Regions from separate parts of the Homo sapiens genome. Here region 1 is linked to region 2. Evidence: chromatin contacts called from ENCODE Hi-C data. All regions are on one chromosome and are shown on one strand. Each heading gives the region's core, a stretch centred on a gene start or an enhancer-like site at or near the end of the contact. The rest is flanking DNA. Distances are from core to core; before and after follow the strand shown.

Region 1 (6,803 bases), core at 1,803-4,302, 320 kb after region 2:
ATGATGGTGTATGTAGCATTAAATCCTTCCCTTTCTAATGTTAAGTCACTGATGAATTGAACCATAAGGAAGTTACCAGAAGAGATAAAAGGAGCAGGTACAGTGGAACCACAAAACGTTCCAGCCAAGTTGGCACTTTCACTAACCCCATGGTATAACTGAAAAGAAAAACAATTCATTACTTCTCCATTATTTACAAAAAAGTTGCATCTTTCACACTAAATTGGATGTGAAGTCACAATAGGTCATGATTAAACATTTTTACATGGATGTTCTTAGAGGTGGTCTTAATTTAGGAACAGAATTATAATTGGATTGATGATATTATGACTTTCAGTAAAAACCTGGTATGATGCCTAACATTTTTTTCCTCTTTGGGAAAGTAACCTATGATTTTAAAAAGAATGTGTCATGAGAGTCTGCTCACCCACTGCTACCTTAACCACTGCACCCACTAACACTCTGGCCCTAGTTGCTCTGATCTCTTGCCTTGATGATCACTGGAGACTCCCACAAAGCCCCTGATTCTGCTCTTGTTCCTCTTAGTCTATTCTCAAAATGTCATCGAGAGGATACTGTTAAAATGTAAGTCAGACCAGGTCATCGCTCTGCTGAAACCCTCCTAACTGCCCATCCACTCAATAGAACAAGCAAAGCCATCACAATGGCCTTCTCTCCTCCTCTCCCACCCCTGACCTTTCTGATCTCATTTCTTATTGTCTCCACTTTGTTCATTTTGCTTCTTGAGCCAAACCAGTCATGCTCCTGCTTCTTGGGTATGGCATTTGCTGTTCCCTTTGCCTGGAATGCTCTTCCCTGTATATCCACATCGTTTGTCTTCCTACATTTCTTCAGGTCTTTACTCAGACATCCCCAAATTGGCTGGCGTGATGGTACATGCCTGTAATCCCAGCTACTCAGGAGACTGAGGCAGGATAATCGCTTGAATCTAGGAGGTGGAGGTTACAGTGAGCTGAGATCGTTTCACTGCACTCCAGCCTGAGTGATGGAGCAAGACTGTCTCCAAAAAAAAAAAAAAAAGATAGCCCCAACTCAATACGGCCTTCCTTGTGTAAACTCTCCCAACATTCCCATCTCCTTTCCTGCTTGACTTTTCTCCACAGCAAGTATTACCTTCTTCTACATACTACATATTTAACTTTTTTTTTTTTTGGAGACAAGGTCTCACTCTGTTGTCCAGGCTGGAGTGCAGGGCTACAATCATAGTTCACTGCAGCCTTGAACTTCTGGGCTCAAGTGATCCTCCCACCTCAGCCTCCTAAGTACTGGGACTACAGGTGCATGCCACTATGCATAGCTAATAAAAAAAATTTTAGAGATGTGGTCTTGTTATGTTGCCCAGGCTAACTTGTTTATTTCATTGTCTTTCCCGCTGAAGAGAATACAAGTTCCATGAATGCACAGATTTCTGTTCTGCTCACTGCCATGTTCCCAGTTTTTAGGTGTCTGCACATGAGAGGCACTCAATAAATATCTAATAAATAAATAAACAAGTGCTTTGATTCCTCTCTTCCACAAGCCCTCCCAAAACTGTTCTCCCTGAGACTTCTTTACCTCAGTGTTTCAAGCCTACAACTTCAGTCATCTCTGATTCCTCTCTCTTCACTCCACATCCACTCCATTCTACCTTCAAAACATATCTCAGAGGGCTCCATCTCCAGGTGACCACCATTGTTCTTCACCTGTTCCCACTGAAACATCTTCTTAATAGAACTAATTCCGGAGCAGCCATAGTGTTCTCCACTGAATTGCCTGCATGTCTGCAAACTCCAATGAGATGCTGCTCCTGCTCTGACTAAAATGCTCCGGCAGATCCCTGTTGCACCTAAAGTAAAATTCCAGCTCCTTCTCACGGTCTGCAAGCCCCAGCTGCTCTGGCCTGTGCCTCCTTCCCAGGCCGCCCGCACCTCACTGCTGGTTGCACTTCCTTCATCCCAGGAGGACTCCTGCCCATGGCCCTGCTCCTGCAGCTCTTCCTGCCAGGAGACTTCTTTCCTCAGCTGAAGCTGAACCCGCACAGCTAAGGACTCCCTGTCATGGGCCCTCACCTCACATGTCACCTCCTCAGAGAAGCCCGTGCTATCGAATGTTGCCCTCCCCCAGCATCATCCTGTTTTATTTTCCTATTATAATCAAAACCGATCTTATTTATTGTTTATTTGCTTTGTCCGGTCTCTTTCCCAACAAGGATGTAAGTCCCACGGGTGGGGAGACGGAGACTCTGTCTGACTTCTTCACTGTGGTGTCGCCAGCACCCAGAACAATTCGCAGCCATGGCAGCCTTCTAGAAACATCCTTTGAAATAGTGGGTGCTTGGATTTCTCTCAAACACATAACTAGAAAACATTTGTTTTCTTCTGAGTAATCTTCATTATATTTCTTTTTCTTTTTCTTTTTTTTTTTTTTTTGAAACGGAGTCTCCCTCTTTCTCCAGGCCGGACTGCAGTGGCGCTATCTCGGCTCACTGCAAGCTCCGCCTCCCGGGTTCACGCCATTCTCCTGCCTCAGCCTCCCGAGAGTAGCTGGGACTGCAGGAGCCCGCCACCGCGCCCGGCTAATTTTTTTTGTATTTTTACTAGAGACGGGGTTTCACCGTGTTAGCCAGGATGGTCTCGATCTGCTGACCTCGTGATCCGCAGTGCCCCTTTTCTGTTTCTTTTTTTTTTTCTTTTTTCTTTTTCTTTCTTTTTTTTTTTTTTTTTTTTTTTTTTTTTTTTTTTTTTTTGAGACGGAGTTTCGCTCTTGTCACCCAGGCTGGAGTGCAATGGCGTGATATTGGCTCACTGCAACCTCTGCCTCTGGGATTACAGGCGTGAGCCACCGCGCCCCGCCCTATTGTATTTCTAAATGAGTATCTGTGTGTATCTAACTCCAAATATTAAATTCATAGCAGAGCTATGATGTGCTCAAGGCCACAGAACAGCCATGACCATGACCACTGACATTATCCTAAAGTGCTAGAATTATATAAGGCAGGAATGGCTAAAACCAGTAATTTCAAAAGAAAAAGAAATGCACCACTAGATGGCACTGTCTTTCCAACTTAAATATGATTTCAGTTAATTCAGAATCCGAAGAAGCTCGAGTTTTCTAATCTTCACCCCCTTGTTTCACGGAACAGCACATTTGCCAAGTTTTAGATCATGCACTTTTTCTGGTAAGCAAGTTAAAATTTCATGATAATCATTGCTGTCTTTATGATCACGTTTATATTAGCAAGCATTTTTTTTTTTTTGACATGGAGTCTCGCCCTGTTGCCCAAGCAACAGGCGTGATGCGATGGCGTGATCTTGCCTTAGCTCACTGCAACCTCCGCCTCCTGAGTTCAAATGATTCTCTAGCCTCAGCCTCCCAAGGGATTACAGGTGCCCGCCACCACACCAAGCAGCTCCCCCAGGCTTGCTGCCACCTTGCAGTTTGATCTCAGACTGCTGTGCTAGCAATCAGCGAGACCCCGTGGGCATTGGACCCTCTGAGCCATGTGTGGGATATAATCTCCTGGTGCGCCATTTTTTAAGCCCATCGGAAAAGTGCAGTATTAGGGTGGGAGTGACCCAATTTTCCAGGTGCCATCTGTCACCTCTTTCTTTGGCTAGGAAAGGGAACTCCCTGACCCCTTGCACTTCCTGAGTGAGGCAATGTCTTGCCTTTCTTCGGCTCGCACATGGTGCACTGCACCCACTATCCTGCGCCCACTGTCTGGCACTCCCTAGTGAGATGAACCCGGTACCTCAGATGGAAATGCAGAAATCACCCATCTTCTGCATTGCTCATGCTGGGAGCTGTAGACAGGAGCTGTTCCTGTTCAGCCATCTTGGCTGCAGCCCACTCTATGTCTTTTAATGGGAGAGTTTAGTCTATTTACTTTCAATGTAATTATAAGTAAGGACTTACTTCTGCAATTTTGTTATTTGTTTCTGGTTATTTTGTGGTCTTCTCTTTCTTCTTTCCTTCCTTCTTGTCTTGCTTTTAATGAAGATAATTTTCTCTGGTAGTAGATTTAACTTCTTGCCTTTCATTTTTTGTGTATCTGTTTTGTTTTTTATTTGAGTTTACCCTGAGGTTTGCAAATAATATAACCCATTATTTATGCTGATCACAACTTAACACTAATTACAGAAACAAACTAACAATGAAGCAAAAAGAGAACCAATACAAATGTTACACTTTATTTTGTGCCCCCAACTTTTTGAGGTGCTCCCACCTCAAGAACCCAGACAAAGAAGAGAAAAATAAATTCAAAGCAAGCAAAAACAAGAAAATAATAGTTATAAGAGCAGAAATCAATAAAATTAAAAACAGAAAAACAAAAGAGATAATCAATTAAAAAGAGCTGGTTCTTTGAAAAAATCAATAAATTTGAAAAACTCTATCAAGACTGCCAATGAAAAAAGAGAGAAGACTCAAATCATCAGTACCAGTAATGAAACAGGAGACATTAATAGAGACCCTACAAACATTAAAAAGATAATAAGGGAATGCTAAAAACACTACAGACATAAATTTGACAACTTTAAGGAGATGAACCAATACCACAACTCACTTAATATGAAATAAATTATTTGAATAATCCTATACCAAATAAGAAAATTGAATTCAAAATTTCAAAACTCCCAAAAAGAAATCTCCATATGTTTTAGGAAAAATTGGGTTGTGGCTGAGCATGGTGGCTCATGCCTGTAATCCCAGCACTTTGGAAAGCTGAGGCAGGCAGATCATGAGGTCAGGAGATCAAGACCATCCTGGCCCACATGGAGAAACCCTGTCTCTACTAAAAATACAAAAATTAGGTGGTGGGTACCTGTAATCTCAGCTACTTGGGAGGCTGAGGCAGGAGAATCACTTGAACCTAGAAGACAGAGGTTGCAGTGAGCCAAGATCACACCACTGCACTCTAGCCTGGTGACAAAGTGAGACTCCATCTCAAAAAAAAAAAAAAAAAAATTAGCACCTATTTTATGAAATATCTTACAAAGAAATAGAAGAGACACAAAAGCTTTACAATTCATTTTATAAAGCTATTATTACTCTATTTCAAAAATAGACAGTGATAGTACAAAAAGAAAACTAGAGGCCAATGTCTCTCATAAACATAGATACAAAATTCTCAATAAAAATTAGCAAATAGAATACAGTGATATGTACAAATAACTATATACTATGACAAAGTGGGGTTTATTCCAAGTATGCATGGCTGGTTTAATATTCAGAAATCAATGTAATCTACCATATTAAGAAGCTAAAAAAGAAAATTCACATGATCCTATTATTGGCTACAGAAAAGCATTTGTCAAATTTTTACTTATATTAAAACTCTCAGAAAAATAGGAATATAAGGGAATATCGTCAACTTGCTACAAAAAACCCACAGCTAACATCATACTTAAGAGTGAAATACTGAATGATTTCCCCTGAGGATCAGGAACAAGGTAAGAATGCCCACTCCCTACTTTCATCCAACATAGCACTGGAAGTCTAGCCAGTGCTATGAGACATAAAAAAGAAACAAAAGACACACAGATCAAAAGGAAAAATAAAACTGTTACTATTTGCAGATGACATGATTGCCTATTTAGAAAATTCCAATGAATTTATATACACAAAAAGTTTACAAACATCAACAACCAATGAGTGCGTTCAGCAAGGCTGCAGGATACAAGATCAACATACAAAAATTAATTATATTTCTGTATACTAACAATGAAAGTGTGGACATTGAAACTAAAACATTACCATTTACAATCACCAAATAAAATGAAATACTCCAATTGAATCTAAACAAACATGTACAGAACATGTATGCCAAAACTATAAAATGCCAATGAAAGAAATCAAAGAAGAAAGAGTGGAGCAAGAAGGCCAAATAGAAGCCTACACCATTCATTCCTCCTGCAGGAACACCAAATTTTCACAGCTAACTACACACATAAAGCACCATCACGAGAACCCCAGATCAGGTCAGCAATCACAATATCTGGCTTTAACTTCATATTGCTGAAAGAGACATTGAAGATGGTAGAAAAGACCATCTTGTATTGCTGATGCCACCCTCTCCCCTATCCCCCAGCAGCAGCACACAGCACAGAGAATCTGTGTGCTTTGGAGAGGGAGAGCACAGCAGTTGTGAGGCTTTGCATTGAACTCAGTGCTACCTTGTCACAGTGGAAAGCAGAACCGGGCTGTACTGAGCTGACATCTACCCACGGAAGGAGAATTTTGACTGGTCCTGGCCAGAGGGGAATTTCCCACCTCAGGAGTTAGAGCTTGAGTTCCAACAAGCCTTGCTAAAGTACCCTGGGGCCCTAAGTGAACTTGAGGGGCTGTTTTGGCCATAAGGTTTGCAATTCCCAGGCACATCCCAGTGCTGAGGTGGGCTCAGAGCCAGTGGACTGGTGGAGCATGCAACTTACTAAACACAAGCTGGGGCAGCTAAGGGAATGTTTGAGCCATCCCTTCCCCAGCTCCCAGTAGAGCCATGCAATGTAGAGAAATCTGTTCACTTGGGAGGAGAGCACAGTGATTGGAGGAATGAACTCAGTGCTGCTATGTCACACAGAGACCTGTCAGGGTTCATCACCTGCTGACTAAAGAGCCCCTGGGTTCTTGAGTTGGGAGCTTAGGTTATTAATGCTTTTCCTTTTTTAATATATGTACTTAGGATGTGCCACACAAGTGTTATATTTTTATTTCATTCAGTTCAATTTCTTTTTTATTTCCTCTGAGACTTCCTCCTTGACCCTTTGACTAGTTAGAAGTATGTTATTTAGTTTCCAAGCATTTGG
Region 2 (6,745 bases), core at 1,738-4,237:
GCCTGGAGCCCCTGCTGGCTGGCAGTGACTTCTCCTGGTTCTGAACACCCTCCGTGTCTAACTGACCATGTCCCTAGCCGCTGTGCACCATTGCCCTGGGATCCAGAAGCAGGCGGGCCTTCCTCCTCTCCAGTGGGTCCCTAACTCTCGGGTCAGGCCATGGCAGGTGAATGCAGGCTGCCTTCTGCCCAGAACCCTGTTTTGTCTCTGTTTTGAGGGGACCCTATGCCCATGTGGTCTCTGGGTGGTCCAGTCCAGCCTGGGGTCCCCTGCCCCTTGCTGTGCCCTGTTCTCTAACACCTGCAGGATCAGCACTCAGTACCTGCCCTGTCTGTCCCTCCCTGCCACTCAATAGCACCAGACAGGAAGTCTGAATGAGTCGCTTTATTCCCCAAGCCTTGATATACCCCTCTGTCCCAGGGCATAGAAAAAGGCAGTGGCAATTATTTTGCAAAACACGTCTTGATGTGCCTGTTAGGCACACAAGCTCTGGAGCCTGCGTGCTAGGTTCTGATCTTCCCCCTGCTACTGATAAGGGGCCATTGGTGATGGGGCAAACCTCTCTGTGCCTTAGTTTCCTCATCGGTAAACTGACAGTAATTATAGTGTTTATTATAATATAATATAGTACTTATTATAAAATTGTTGCAAGGACTAAATGAGTTGATATTTGTAAGGCCTTTAGAATTATGCCTGGCCCATAGCAATCATTACATAAATGTTAGTTATTATCATTTTAAAACCAAGGGGTAAGAGTTAGGCTCACACTGGGAGGCATAGAGACTGAGAGGAGTGGAGATCACTAAATGATCTAACTAATCACAGGGAGAGAGAAATGATAACTAGAATTGATATAATCACTGTGTGCCAAGCATGGTCCTAAGTGCTTTACAAATATCATTTAATTCTTAGAACAGTTTTACTGTTGATGCACTATAATAACCCCAGTTTACAGCTGAGGAAACTAAGACAGAGAAAGGTCACACCTCTCACCTGTGATCACACAATCTAGAAACACCCATGGCTCTGAGGAAACCCTGACCCCAAGCCACCTTCTGCACAACACTATCCACTTTCATTCCTTCATTTATTGCAATGCTCATTAATGGAGCCCAATAAGCCCGACCCACTGTGAGCCTGGGCTGTACAGAAGAATTAGACAGGGAACGCCCTCTGGGGGTTCACAGACTAGTGACTCTGGTCATATGGTACCACATGGAGAAGTAAGAGGAGGTCACCAGACAGACTGGAGAGGGAAGGGGAAGGCCTTCCAGGAAAAGCTCACTTGTGCAAAAGCCCTGTGGCACCTGATAGCTTCTTGTGTTGTCAAGGGAACATGGAGGATAGGCAGTGAGACCCTCCGTAAGTACATATTCCATTTCCAAGGATTCTGATGTGAGTCTAGGGGTGGCCTGGGAGCCATGAATTCTACACATTCCTCAGGAGATGCTGATTGCAGGATCCATGGACCACACTGGGAGCACAAGGAGCCTTTGAGGCATCCTGTATCAGGAGGAACATGATCAGATTCAGGTGTCAGGCAGCCCAGAGTGACACAGTGGGGGAGCAGGAGACAGGCCTGGGGTAAGTGAGGAAGTGGAACTGGTGCAGGGGTCCAGGGGGCAGGGCCTGAACCCAGGCAATGCCCATGAGGTCAGAGAACAGGAGCGATTTGGAAGGTATTGAAGGAATGTAATCAACAGCTCCTGGTGACTATTTGGATAATAGGAAAAGGAAGAAGGAAAGGGTCAGGAACAGGTCCAGGTTTAAGGCTGGAACACAGGCAGTGGGTGTCCATCCTGGTGACCAGCAGGTAGAAGGATGTGCCTGCCAGTGTCACACAGGGTGCCAGGTGAAGGCCATGTCACCTGCTGGCCACGGTGCCCTCCCCACCCATCTCTGAACCCCAGACCCCACCTCTCCCCAGCATGGCCCAGTCCGGAACACGCCATGTCCTGGAGACAGCCCGTGGTGAATGTTGTCTGGGGGAATCCAGGTGAGTCCATTGGCTGTAGATGTGATGTCAGGAGGCCACGTGTGAGAAGACAGCCCTCAGGAAAGCAAAGGAAGACAGAGGCGCCAGCCTCCCTCACCTGTCTCCACCTGCAGGTTTACAGGAGCCGCTGTCTCCATATGTGAAGGGGCCTACTTTGTGGCTCAGCTGCTGGCCATCTGCTTCCAGTAAGTAGTTTCCAGAGAGACCCCTCCATTGTCCACCCCAGCCCCAGACACCACAGATGTCTCCACCCAAGAGCCCACAACCAGGGGATGTCCTGCTCCTGAAGCCACTGTGGACAGGAGCCCCCCACCGAGGTACAATCAGCCTGGCCTGGAGGTGGGCACAGGCCCAAGGGGCTCCATTGCCTTCTTTGCCCTGGTCCCAACCAAGAGAACCAACTGACACAGTCATTCAGGGCCTGTCCTTGCCCAGAATCCCCAGAAAAGTCCAGCTCCCCCTCACCAGGAGCAGCCAGTCACTGGGCCCCAGTGTCTGAGCCATCTGCCATGGGGTGAGGACCCTGCAGAAGGCCCAGCTGGGAGTGAGCAGACCTGGGTTTGGGAACTGGCTCTGTCTCTTCCTAGGGCCCGGGGGCAAGTCAGGGGCAGTATGTCTCTACACCCCTTCGTGGGGCAGGAGTGCAGACCCTGCAGGATCTCGTGAGGCCCTTGCTGCTTCCCAGCCTACACTCAGTATGTGGAAGCTGTTATCGGTGAGACCGAGGACTGCGGCTCTCAGAACCTAGACACTGGTCCCTGGGTGGTCAGTGAGAGAGCCAGTCTTCAGATCCAGATGTCCCAGCACCTTGCAAGGCCACTGGCTGCCTCTCAGGCTCACCAGCCCTAAGGCAGAAAGCTTTCCCCTTTCTGCTGAATTCCACTGCCAAGCTGTGCTTGAAACTTCAGCTGGGGAGAAGGCTGGGGAGGAATGGACCCTGGATGGACTCCACCGCACCCTGCCACCACACACACGCAGGAATGGGCACCAGGGGGCACCAGTGAGCCATGGCAGTCCAGCCTGCGAGCATAAGAGAGCAGTGCTTTGGGCCACCTGGACAGCCTGAGCACTCCCTCAAAGCTAGAGGGGCAGGATGTGGCTGTGTAGAGCCCCAGCTCTAGGCCAATTCAGAGGATGGAGGCGCTGGGTCTAAAGGCAGGCACTTGCCCCCTGTGAAACATGGAGGCAGCGCCCCTGAAGGAAGCTGCTCAGCATCAGGCTTCTGCCAGGGCTATGTGTGGTCCCTGTGTATACAGTTAGAAAAGAAGCCCTTCTGGGCCAACACTGTACTGTGCCTAAGCAAGGCTGGGTGAACAGGGCACAGCTGGGTGCCAGCCTGCTCACTCACCTGGCCAAGCCTCTTATGCAGTGCACTACAAGCACAACTGTCCCAGGCAGGTGGCTCCCAAACTGCACACTTTCTCTGCATTAGTGCAGACTTCCCAGTGAGCCCTGAGCCTCCAGCTGTCTTCCTCACTAACTCATGCAGCATCCTGAGAACATTTAACTTGCTTCCCCTTCGACCAGAAAAACAGGTCTGGGCAGCCTTTCAAAAACTTGTGGACCCTCTAGAGGGACTCAGGCAAATCCACTCATTGTGGAACCCACACCAAGGACCGCTAGGGCTTTCTGTTCAGCCAGGGCCCACTGCAGAGCATGCCCACAGCAGGGCCTGGCCCAGACTCCATGGCATCCAGTCTTGCTGGGGTTTTCCTGGGACACATTATGCTAACCTGGACTCCCTCTCCCCAGGTGTCAACCAGGGTCCCTGGCAGACAGAGTAAGGGAGAAAGCCCACTGGCTGGGCTGCTTCCAGAAGTTCCTGGCCTACCTGCTGCTGTCGGTGGCCTGCTTCCTCCACCCGGTCCTGGTCTGGCACGTGACCATCCCAGGTAAGAGCACAGGGGTAGAGATATGCAGCCCCAGCACAGGTGGACTCTGAGCAGGAGGAGCTGAGCCCCTCAAAGTCTAGCTCCAGTGGTGGCTCCAGGGACCTTACCTGCCCCACTGCCCTCTCTGACCTAGAGGGTGGACATGAGGAATCATCGGAATGCCAGACATACTCCATGCTGATCAAATGGCAGGAATGTCCCAAGAAGTGCATCCTTCCTTCACAGAGCCGTACAGAAGTGGAACCGCAAAGGGGACCTCACCTTTCCTCCCACTGACCATGTGTGGTCTGAGCTTCCCAAGGGTGTGACATGGCCACTTCCCTGCCCAAACCCTTCTGAATCTCCCCAGTGCCTACTCATTCAGGTCCAAACTCCTCAGCCTGGTTTGAAAGGCACTTCAGGGTGGGACCCCAGAAAATCTTCACAGCCTCATCTCCTACTTCCACTTCACGGGTGCATACCACTGGCCAGCTGGTTTCTGGTCAGAGAACCCAGGATTTCTTGCTCCCACCTTTTCAGTTTCATCCACGACCTTTTCTGCTAGTGTCCTTCTCCTCTCTGCTCCCTATCTGTGAAAACTGTGCCCCCTCCTCATGAACCCATCTACAATACAGGGAAGACAGCCCTCCAGGGAGACCATGTTGAAAAGCAGAGCCTCCATCCTTCCTGCCATTTAGCATCCCCATCCCAGCCTCCAAGTGGACCCCCAAATCTGATGTGGGGTGTGAGGACAAGCCAGGCAAGAGGGCCAGGGCCACAGGGGCCTGTGAATGGCCACACAGCGCCGGGTTGCAGGAGCTCTGCTGCACGACATGCTTGCAAGGACTCCGGATTTTTTCCGTGACTCCTCTAGAGCCCTGACCTCTGGCTCTTTTCCAGGCTCCATGCTCATCATCACCGGCCTGGCCTACTTCCTTCTGAGCAAGCGGAAGAAGAGGAAAGCTGCCCCCGAGGTGCTGGCCTCCCCAGAGCAGTACACAGACCCCTCTAGCAGCGCTGTGAGCACCACCGGCTCTGGGGACACAGAGCAAACCTACACTTTCCATGGGGCCCTCAAGGAGGGGCCCAGCTCCCTTTTCATCCACATGAAGAGTATCCTGAAGGGGACTAAGAAGCCCAGTGCCCTCCAGCCCCCCAACACCCTGATGGAGCTGAGCCTGGAGCCAGCCGACTCCCTGGCCAAGAAGAAGCAGGTGCACTTTGAAGACAACTTGGTCCGCATAGTCCCCTCCCTCGCCGAAGGTCTGGATGATGGGGACAGTGAGCCAGAGGAGACCACCTCTGACACGACACCCATCATTCCCCCTCCCCAGGCCCCACTCTTCCTGTCATCTCTTACAGCCACCGGCCTGTTCTGAGCGCTTGCTCCAGCCTGGAGGACGCTCAGTGAGGGGTCTACCTAGCTCAATGGCCCTCCCTGGAGTTTCAGGGTCTTCTCTGGTCAGCTTTTCAAGGGGTAACCAGACACCCCCACACTGGCTGGGCCCCTGAGGCCATCAGGAGGTGTGACTGGCCAGCATTTCTGGAGAGGCCTCGAGGGAGGCACAAACAAGGCTCACGCCACCTCAAGCCAGCACAAGCTCCTTCCTCCTGGCCACAGGTGGGGAAACCCTTATGCTTCCCCAACAAGACCATCACTGCCACTGCGCACGAGGCTGCAGGTGCCATTGACTCAGCCCAGAAGGGACAGAGGATGTCTGCCCAGCAAAAGCCTCTGGGCTTTTCTTACTCCCAACCCAGGGCACAACACTCAGTGAGGAACCTATGGTCCACCCATCTCTGCAGGCCCAGGGAAGTGTCAGTAACTTAAGCATCTCTAAGGCAGAGAAGGTGGCTGTGGGTCTTGACCAACCAAGACTGCTCAGGGTCGGGAGGGGAGGCTGCAGGCCTCTGGTGGGAGCAGCCGGGCCGTGGGCCACATTCTCTGCATGCTCTAGGGCTGGGGCTGAGCTGCTCAGGAAAACAATGCCGCTCTGTGCTCACTGTGGGAAAGCCAGGCCAGATGAGCAAAGCTCATTCCAGAAACATGGCTGGGGACTTCCAGCCTCCTTACCACATGGCCTTTCCAAGATTCCAGGTTGATGATGCAAACTGAACGCAGTGAATGCCAGGGCCCAGAAGGCAATGTCTGCTGTGGGCAGGACCACAGAGGCTGCCCAGGGGTGGCACAGCACAGAGAAGTGTCAGTGCCGTGTTTAGGCACTTGGTAGCAGAATAGGTGATAAATATAAATGTCTTCAAAATGAAAGGAAGTGAGGGGGGAAGAAGAGGAGGGAAAATGGGAGGATAGGAGGAAGTGGGCAGGCAGGCAAGTTCTCTGCCATGGGGCCACGGAAGTGACAGTTAACCCAGAAGGAACAAAGACATCTGAATCAGATATTCCTTTGTAAATCTGTAAAGGATTTGCAATATAGGCTTTACTTCTAAAAATTGTTGTCGGGTCCATGAGGCTGTTGCCAGGAAGAGCACACACACCATTCTTCATGGCAACTGCAGTGAGGGAGCAGTCAGGAGGAAGAGTCCTGTGGCTTCTCAGTCCCTGTGGAGGCTAACGCAAAGCTCTGTAGAACAAGCCTTAGAGTGCATGCTCTATGGTCTAATGAGAAACTTGTGTTTGTGCTTGCACACGTTTCAATGTTCCCTACAGGATATTTTACAAAGGTATGAAAATAATGGCCAACCAGAAGCTAGTATCAGTTTGGGGCCTAAATGCAGCAGGTGTTCCTGATAAGCAGATAAGCAGAGCTCTTCCTGCAGTAGCCCAGGTCTCACCAAATGACAAATGGCTAATCAAGACACTCCTGCAAGCCCTTGATGGTGAGAGCTGCAGAGCTGTTTCTTCAGCTGCCATCAAGGC

The links. A loop is a pair of places that touch in the nucleus more often than their neighbours do. Pooled maps may share reads with other maps.
Region 1: a loop to region 2 is called in a map of IMR-90, with 24 times the contacts of the local background. The contact joins two enhancer-like sites. A Hi-C loop is called at or near these places in 2 of 168 maps with a recorded cell type or tissue (IMR-90 and tibial artery) and 6 of 50 pooled maps.

What each region holds. Positions count from the first base shown.
Region 1 is chr10:45,247,204-45,254,006 of GRCh38, forward strand. It overlaps the pseudogene CUBNP2. Among named protein-coding and RNA genes, the nearest start is that of OR13A1, 65 kb to the right of the region's middle. Within about 2 kb of position 3,053, at least 5 of the 41 ENCODE cell types and tissues checked have a DNase peak (open chromatin) inside an H3K27ac peak, as active enhancers do.
Region 2 is chr10:44,929,889-44,936,633 of GRCh38, forward strand. It overlaps TMEM72 (transmembrane protein 72), which reads left to right. Exons shown (of 5, transcript NM_001123376.3): 3 at 2,110-2,181; 4 at 3,749-3,888; 5 at 4,768-6,745. The coding sequence ends at 5,246. The region is part of intron 1 of TMEM72-AS1 (TMEM72 antisense RNA 1); the gene reads right to left. Among named protein-coding and RNA genes, the nearest start is that of TMEM72, 22 kb to the left of the region's middle. RefSeq lists enhancers at 2,472-3,179, 3,180-3,886, 5,693-5,987. Within about 2 kb of position 2,988, at least 5 of the 41 ENCODE cell types and tissues checked have a DNase peak (open chromatin) inside an H3K27ac peak, as active enhancers do.